Regions from separate parts of the Homo sapiens genome. Here region 2 is linked to region 1. The links are chromatin contacts, found by Hi-C in ENCODE. All regions are on one chromosome and are shown on one strand. The core of a region is the stretch at or near the end of the contact, and the rest is flanking DNA. Distances in the headings are between cores, read along the strand shown. Region 1 overlaps ANKMY2 (ankyrin repeat and MYND domain containing 2). Region 2 overlaps BZW2 (basic leucine zipper and W2 domains 2).

What was found. Hi-C counts contacts between places; a loop is a spot of excess contacts on that map. Pooled maps may share reads with other maps.
Region 2: a loop to region 1 is called in a map of MCF 10A, with 4 times the contacts of the local background. The contact joins two enhancer-like sites. A Hi-C loop is called at or near these places in 8 of 168 maps with a recorded cell type or tissue (A673, Caco-2, Calu3 and 5 more) and 4 of 50 pooled maps.

Annotation. Positions count from the first base shown.
Region 1 is chr7:16,598,320-16,601,952 of GRCh38, forward strand. ANKMY2 (ankyrin repeat and MYND domain containing 2) reads right to left here. Exons shown (of 10, transcript NM_020319.3): 10 at 1,460-2,626. The coding sequence ends at 2,442. Among named protein-coding and RNA genes, the nearest start is that of ANKMY2, 46 kb to the right of the region's middle. Within about 2 kb of position 1,679, at least 2 of the 41 ENCODE cell types and tissues checked have a DNase peak (open chromatin) inside an H3K27ac peak, as active enhancers do.
Region 2 is chr7:16,683,411-16,687,043 of GRCh38, forward strand. BZW2 (basic leucine zipper and W2 domains 2) reads left to right here. Exons shown (of 12, transcript NM_014038.3): 6 at 2,495-2,630. Among named protein-coding and RNA genes, the nearest start is that of BZW2, 39 kb to the left of the region's middle. Within about 2 kb of position 1,606, at least 2 of the 41 ENCODE cell types and tissues checked have a DNase peak (open chromatin) inside an H3K27ac peak, as active enhancers do.

The DNA.
Region 1 (3,633 bases), core at 429-2,928:
CAGTACATCTGGAGTTCCTCTCTGAATATGCTTACCTATCTTCCACCCAACATCTAACTCCTTAAAGTTCCCCAGCTTCCCACAGCTTGGGAGGAAGGTGTCTTTAGAGCAAGAGCTCTCTCCTTTTCCATTCCTGGCCAGGAATAAAACCTGCCTGCCTTTTTTCCCCCAAATGTATGTTCTTTTTTGCAGCTAATGCAGAGCAGGGAAATAACTCAGTTTACTGGCTGACAATTTCTTCTGCTTTTCCACAACCCTCCATGGTATGCAAAGACAGGGGCCGTGCCCTCTTGCCAGAGTCCTCCACAGCATGTGACAGAGTGGGGTGAAGAAAAGGAGAATTGATGGTAACACAAACATTATAAAAAATCACTAAAATCCGGGAACTCAGGTAAAAAGCATGTCAGTGGGAGAGCGAGGGCTGGGAGGGCTCCTTTACTACCTAAAGATAAATGTTCATCAGTGTGTGTATAGATGAAGTACTTGGATGAATGATTTTATTTTTTTCGGAGGGAGGCTTGTCATGATTAACAAATTCAGTCTAAATTCGCTTGCTGAATTCCTAACCAGTTAACCCTCAACATTGAATTTACTCAAAGTCATCCTAGAGCCAGCATGGTATAGGGTGTGTGTGGTATAGGGTATATGTTTGGGCTAGGAAAAAAATAATGGAGTGTCAGGAAGATAAAAATCCACAAGATAGGCCGGGCACAGTGGCTCACGCCTGTAATCCCAGTGTTTTGGGAAGCCGAGGCAGGTGGATCACCTAAGGTCAGGAGTGTGAGACTAGCCTGGCCAATATGGTGAAACCCCATCTCTACTAAAAACACGAAAATGGCCGGGCGCAGTGGCTTATGCCTGTAATCCCAGCACTTTGGGAGGCCGAAGTGGGTGGATCACGACGTCAGGAGATTGAGACCATCCTGGCTCACATGATGAAACCCCGTCTCTACTAAAAATGCAAAAAATTAGCTGGCGTGAACTGGGGAGGCAGAGCTTGCAGTGAGCCGAGATTGCACCACCGCACTCCAGTCTGGACAACAGAGTGAGACTCTGTCTCAAAACAAACAAAAAAAAGTACAAAAATTAACTGGGCGTGTTGGCGGGCACCTGTAATCCCAGCTACTCAGGAGGCTGAGGCAGGAGAGTCACTTGAACCTGAGAGGCGGAGGTCACAGTGAGCTTGAGATAGTGCCATTTCACTCCCGTGTGGGCGACAAGAGCCAAACTCCATTTCAAAACAAAAACAAACCAACAAACAAACAAAATCCACAAGATAGAATTTGATCAGCAAAGTGAGGTGAGAATTCTAGTCATTTTGTTCTGCAATTGTACATATTAAAATAATTATTACTTTGCTGTTCTCCAATATTTGTCAAGTTCCCTATTATTTTTTAAGTTCTCTAATACTTCTCTAATATTTGCCACTCCCCAGCAAATTATAAAACAAGATGAGTTGTTTATATTTGTAGGCACAATTTATTTTAAAATCCACACAAGAAACCCAGAAATGCAGCATTATCTTCAGACATCACATTCTAGCTCTGTTTAAATACCACATATGCTAAAAACCGACGCCAGGACATTCTCTAAATGAGTTACAAATCAGTTTCTGGAAAGGAAGTGCTCCATGAAAAGCTTATAGCAAGATAACTCAGGCTTTCAGGTGGAGTATGGCACGTGAATTAGCCTTACAGTAATTGTGTACATAGTATGTTTAGTCATTATTGAATCAAAAGTTTCAGGAAGTACCTTTTTTAATGCATACGCTGAGAGAACCGTCAATATGCCTTTGTTCCTGCTGAGGGATCTGCCATTCTGGAGGTACAAATACTGCAGATAGAATATCACCGCAGGACTACGTCAAGTTCAGAGTGTTCAGGATCATTTCTATATAAAACTACAATTAGCTGAACTATGGCAAAGGTCCTTGAACATAAAGCCTTTCTTCATTTCATTGCATCTTAATAAGTAGAATGCCACTACCGTAAATGCTGCTTATATGTATTTTATTCACATATAAGTTATGATTTTTCTAACTACCCTCTGTAGCTATAAATTTTTCCCTTCCTGAAAATCTCTCTTCCACACCTGTTCTGCTTGTCCCTTTGTTCCCTAAAGCCTGTATTTTTTCTTTAAGGGGATCTATTTTCCTTTGAAACAATTGCTGGAAAGCCAGCCTCAGAAAGGTAATAGGAATGTTTTTCCTGTATTTTGAAACAAAAAATTTTCCATAGGAATATCCATTCAATTATAGAACAGAAATCAATAGGAAATTAGGGCATGGTCAACAGGGGTTTGCTTGAAAACCTGTATTCTATGAAATGTGGAATCCTGCCATGGTGCCACGCAGGTATAACAAGGTGAGGACAATGCATTCCTAGGAGTTTTCCAGCTTCTTGCAGGGTGAGGATCATCCACACTGGCACTTGCTCTGGCTTTTACTCCTCAGACACCTGTGGCCCTGCAGGAGCATCCTGTAAGCCTTCCAACTCAGCTTCGCTTTCAAGAGATTCTTTCTTTCCTTCCCCGGAATCTTCAGGATTGGAATCCTTTTGAGAGATACCTACTTCAGCCTCTGGTTGCTCTTCATTAACACAGTTAGAATTGACATCAAGTTTGCCGTCTGATTAAAAAAAGAAGAAGTTATTTTGTTCCTACCATGTGTCAGACACTCTTCTCAATGCTTTACATGTATTATTTAATCTTCCTATCAACTACATGAGGTATATTAGTATCTCTACTGTCATCGCTAACGTTATTTTACAAATGAGAAAACTGAGAAGAGAGAGGTTTGGTAGCTTGCTGCAAGTTTCCTGGCTAGTGAAACAGCAGAACCAGCATTTGAACTCAGGCCGCTGGCTCCAAAGCCATCTCTAAATCAAGATTGTTGCTTGGGATTTGACAAAGCCTGTATTTGAATACAGCTTTTCTGTGAATTTATTTGATGTCCTTGGAGAGGTAATTGCCTGCATGAAGTTGTTTCCCTTGTCTATAATATGCAGGTAATAAAGGCTATCCTACATTGGTGAAGAATAAAGTTGTCTGTAACATTTAGAGCAGTGTTTGGTGCATGAATGATGCTTAACAACTGGGAGTGCCCATTCTACTGACAATCTTATTCTCCCTCAATAGTGTGTTAGTAATGAACATTTGTTACTTTCTGTCCTTAGCACATAGAATAAAAAAGTTTGGTCAAGAAAACAAGAGAAGGCATGGCAGTCAGAAAGCCTGACTATTCTCTTAAGGATAAATGGTTTAATTGTGTACAAACCATTTAATTCCACTGAGAGTATATCTCAACCCAGTAGTAAAGCGGATATGGTTCCTTGAGAGATGGAGGCAGAAATGCCTGGTATCAGAATAACCGAGGCATCTTTTTCAAATTACATGCACTCCCCCAGAACATATGATACATTCTCTGGAATGAGGCATGAGGGTGGGGGCAGTTCTCCTCTCCAATCTGATAATCACTGCTGAAGCAACTCACTATTTCTGATGAAAATGGGTCACAAAACCTCAAGAGGGATGGAGAAAAAAAAATACAAAATTCACTGCTATGACACTTGTAGAAATTTGATCTGTATATTAGATCTGCAATTTAATGAATGATTTATAAATATACTCTGTAAT
Region 2 (3,633 bases), core at 356-2,855, 85 kb after region 1:
AGAATAGTTTTACGGGCTATAACCTCTGACCTTGCAGAGATTAAAATGAAAACTAGATAAAGTGATTTAAGTAGTTAAAGCCTATGGAAGAATGTAGCACAGCAGCTAATGTTCAGCAAAATTCTTTAATTGTATGCAGTTTAGCAAAGGGAATAAAAGCACCTCTTTGGAGATAGAGTATATAGGTGTAATTCTCAATACTCTTTCTCATCAGTGAAATCCACAGTAGCATCTCCTTAAAGATGTCCTCTTTTGAGTAATTGCATGTTCCCTCTTCCAATTTGTAACTCCTGTATTTATATATGGCACCCACTACCTTTACTTGTTTCAGATTTGTTTGTTACTTTGTCATTGCTTCCAATTTTAGATAACTATCTAAAGTAAAAAACCAAGTGAAAAAAGTAACCATAACATATACTTACTTCTTCCCTACTTACTTACTCTCCCCGCTCCTCCCCACCTAACTGCACCCCACCCCACCCAGTTCAAAGTGGTTCTGTGTATAATATTGAAGAGCAATTTGGCAATAGTCATTAAAAGAAATGTTTCTTACATGACCCATGACCCAGCCGTCATGAATTTATAAGAATCCATTAGCATGGATATATAAAGCTATATGTATGAAGATGTCACCACAGTATTGAAAAATAGCCTAAATGTTCATTGGTGGGAGATGAAGACTGTTTAATTAAATTACAATCTATCTATACAGTGGAATACTATGCAGTCTTTTATACTTGTAGGCATAACTACATGTATTAATAAGGGAAAATGCCCATGACAAATTAAGTGGAAATGCGAGGTGCAAAGCAACCATTTGGTAGTAGTTTGACCTGGGGCAAATTACTTAATATCTTTGTACCTTAGTGTTCTTTTCTGTAATTGGAGATGGAGACTGTTGTAGGTATTAATACACATAAAGGGATCAGAAGAGTGTCTGGTCCACTCAACAAGTTTTAGCTATCATTAGCATATAATGCAGTAAAAAACAATATGTGTGTATACATGTAATTATGTTTTAATGTTGATTAATATAATTGAGCAATGTGGTTATTATTTTTATGATGATCTAATTTTTGTACCATTTCTATGTGATTAAGTATATTTTAAATGAATATGGTTATATGTGTGAGCTTAAAGAAGTGGTGTTAAAATTTTATTTTAGAGGCTAATTTTTATTATTCTCGTTTAAATGTTATTTATTTTTATAATGGAGGAAAAGGACAAATTGACATGAACTGTCTATATTTATGTTAGTTCTTTCATTCTTCCCCATTTCTGATGCTCCTTGGAACTTAAGCCTTTCAATCCCTCATTCCCTCACTCCCTGGCACTTACTTAGATGTTAACTTCTTTTTAATTTGTTGAGAATTTAATAGGTATAAATTGAGAGGCAAATGGACTGGTTTGTTTCCAGTTCTGCCACTTTCACATAATGTAAATAGTCTATAATATAATAATCCTTCAATTCTTGGGGAATAGTAAGTTAATATTTTCTTATCCCCTACACAGTTAGTGGAATAATCATGTCATCAGGGTGGAGACACTTAAGTCTCTATCAATGCCAGTGAATTTTGCATTGGCGCAAAATAATGGAAAATCAGCAAGGCCCCTGTGGTGATAGTGGCCCCTGAGGAATTTCCATGGCAAGCCTAATAACTGCTGAAATGGAGAAAGTAACAGTAGAATGTAGTCAAAGCACAAAGCAGAGGAGAGTCAGGAGAGAGAAGGGCATCCCACAGGGCTGACTACTCTTAGAATTTAATACAGGAAGTGGGTTTTTCGTTTTATTTGCTTTGAGCTTACATTCAAATTTTCTAGGGTTGCTACTTTTTTAGTTCCCTGCCTCTGGGGCAAGAGAATCTAAAAGTTTACCAAAAAAACATCAAGAACCTAGAAAACCCCTTTCTCCCTCAACAGTCTTGTTTTGAAGACTGTTGTATTCCGTGAGCTCAGAAAAGTATATATTAAATGTCAAAAGCTTAACTTCGACTCTTTCCTGTTTTTTTTTTTTGTTTGTGTGGGGCTTTTTTTTGTTTCTATGTTTTTGCCGTACAAATTCTATTCAGAGAAAATGGGTACATGTAGCAGGGGAAGAGGTAGTCGCCCAAGGAAGTGGAAAAACTTGAAAAACAATACATTTCAGAAAACATGTCCATCATGTATACTTAACTCTCTTGCATGCACATAGTCAAACATAAATCCATCTGTTTACATATCATCCAAATATCTCTTTTCCTTTCCATGAATGTTATCTACAGCTGTGAGTAAATTAACTGAGAAGAAAGGAACTCTGCCTGCTCAAGTCACTTTCCACAGCATCCAGTTTATCATGAAATGAATTACTATGCTTTGCATATGACCTTCTGTTTGTGTGCCACGTAGCCATGGATGTTCACAGTTTATCTTCCCACTTCAGTCCTTTGCTTCATAGACATGGTTCCTTTTTTTTTCTTTTTCTTTTTCTTTTTTTTTTTTTTTTTTTGACCCACAGCTTCTCCTCTTCCTTAAAGCCTTTTCCGAAACAGAGCAGACAAAGTTGGCGATGCTGTCGGGGATTCTGCTGGGCAATGGCACCCTGCCCGCCACCATCCTCACCAGTCTCTTCACCGACAGCTTAGTCAAAGAAGGTAACGAGGCTCCTGTTTTCTCGCCTGTCAGACAACAAAAGAAAAATAAAGTCACAGATAGTTAGAAAAATGCCAGTGGCTCTTTTTGGTGTCCTCTATTACTCATTCTTCATTTAAGAGAATATCTTTGTATGGGTGTATATTGCCTTTCAAATAATAAAAGGAGTGGACTTGTTAATTGTAGGAAGTTTGAAGGAAAAAATATGCACACCTGTACAAAGACATATTAAGAAAGACTAATAGCAAATTAAAATCTCATGGAAGACTTGATGCCTAGGTCAAATACCCCGAAATCGATCTGGTAATCTTTTTGCCCTTCGACACAAAATGGCAGCCTTTAACTTTCACCCCTATTATAAGAACAAAAACTGTTCCCCTCTCAAGGTCTAGAGAAACTGATGCTCAGATATTCATTTTGATTGCACTTTTTAAGATACTCATTGTCTCAGTTTTAGAAAACAATTTTAAGTCTGCTGCATTAGAAGGAGTCTTGTTTTAATTTTAAGGCATTAAGGGTTGGATAGGCATGCATACCATGGTTTGGTTATAGAATAAAATAAAAGTCGGCTGTTTACTTGTAGGAGGATAATGATAGTCAAATTACAATGCAACACAAAACAGTTATTTTTCCTTAAAAATAAATTAAAAGAGCTTTTGTGAGAACATCTGTTTCTTCTGAGAACTTAAAGTTTTCCTCCTACATATATGAAGTCCTAGCTTCATTCATGCCTATAGTGAAAGAAAGGAGTCATAGTTTTCTTGTAGCTAAGGAAAGAATAGTAAATTGAGAGTCAATTGGTCTTATTCAGAGACTCTTCCTAGTTTTTAGCTTAAAATCACTCAGATTTATGACAATTCAGACTCTGTAATTGTTAGATGTTATTAGTATTATGACATTTTAAAGTATTTCCCTGAAGAAAATTCACAATACAACACACATCTTATTTTTGCTATTAGCCATTTTGCACACAGAAAGTCAACATAGAATATAAATGTTAATCAT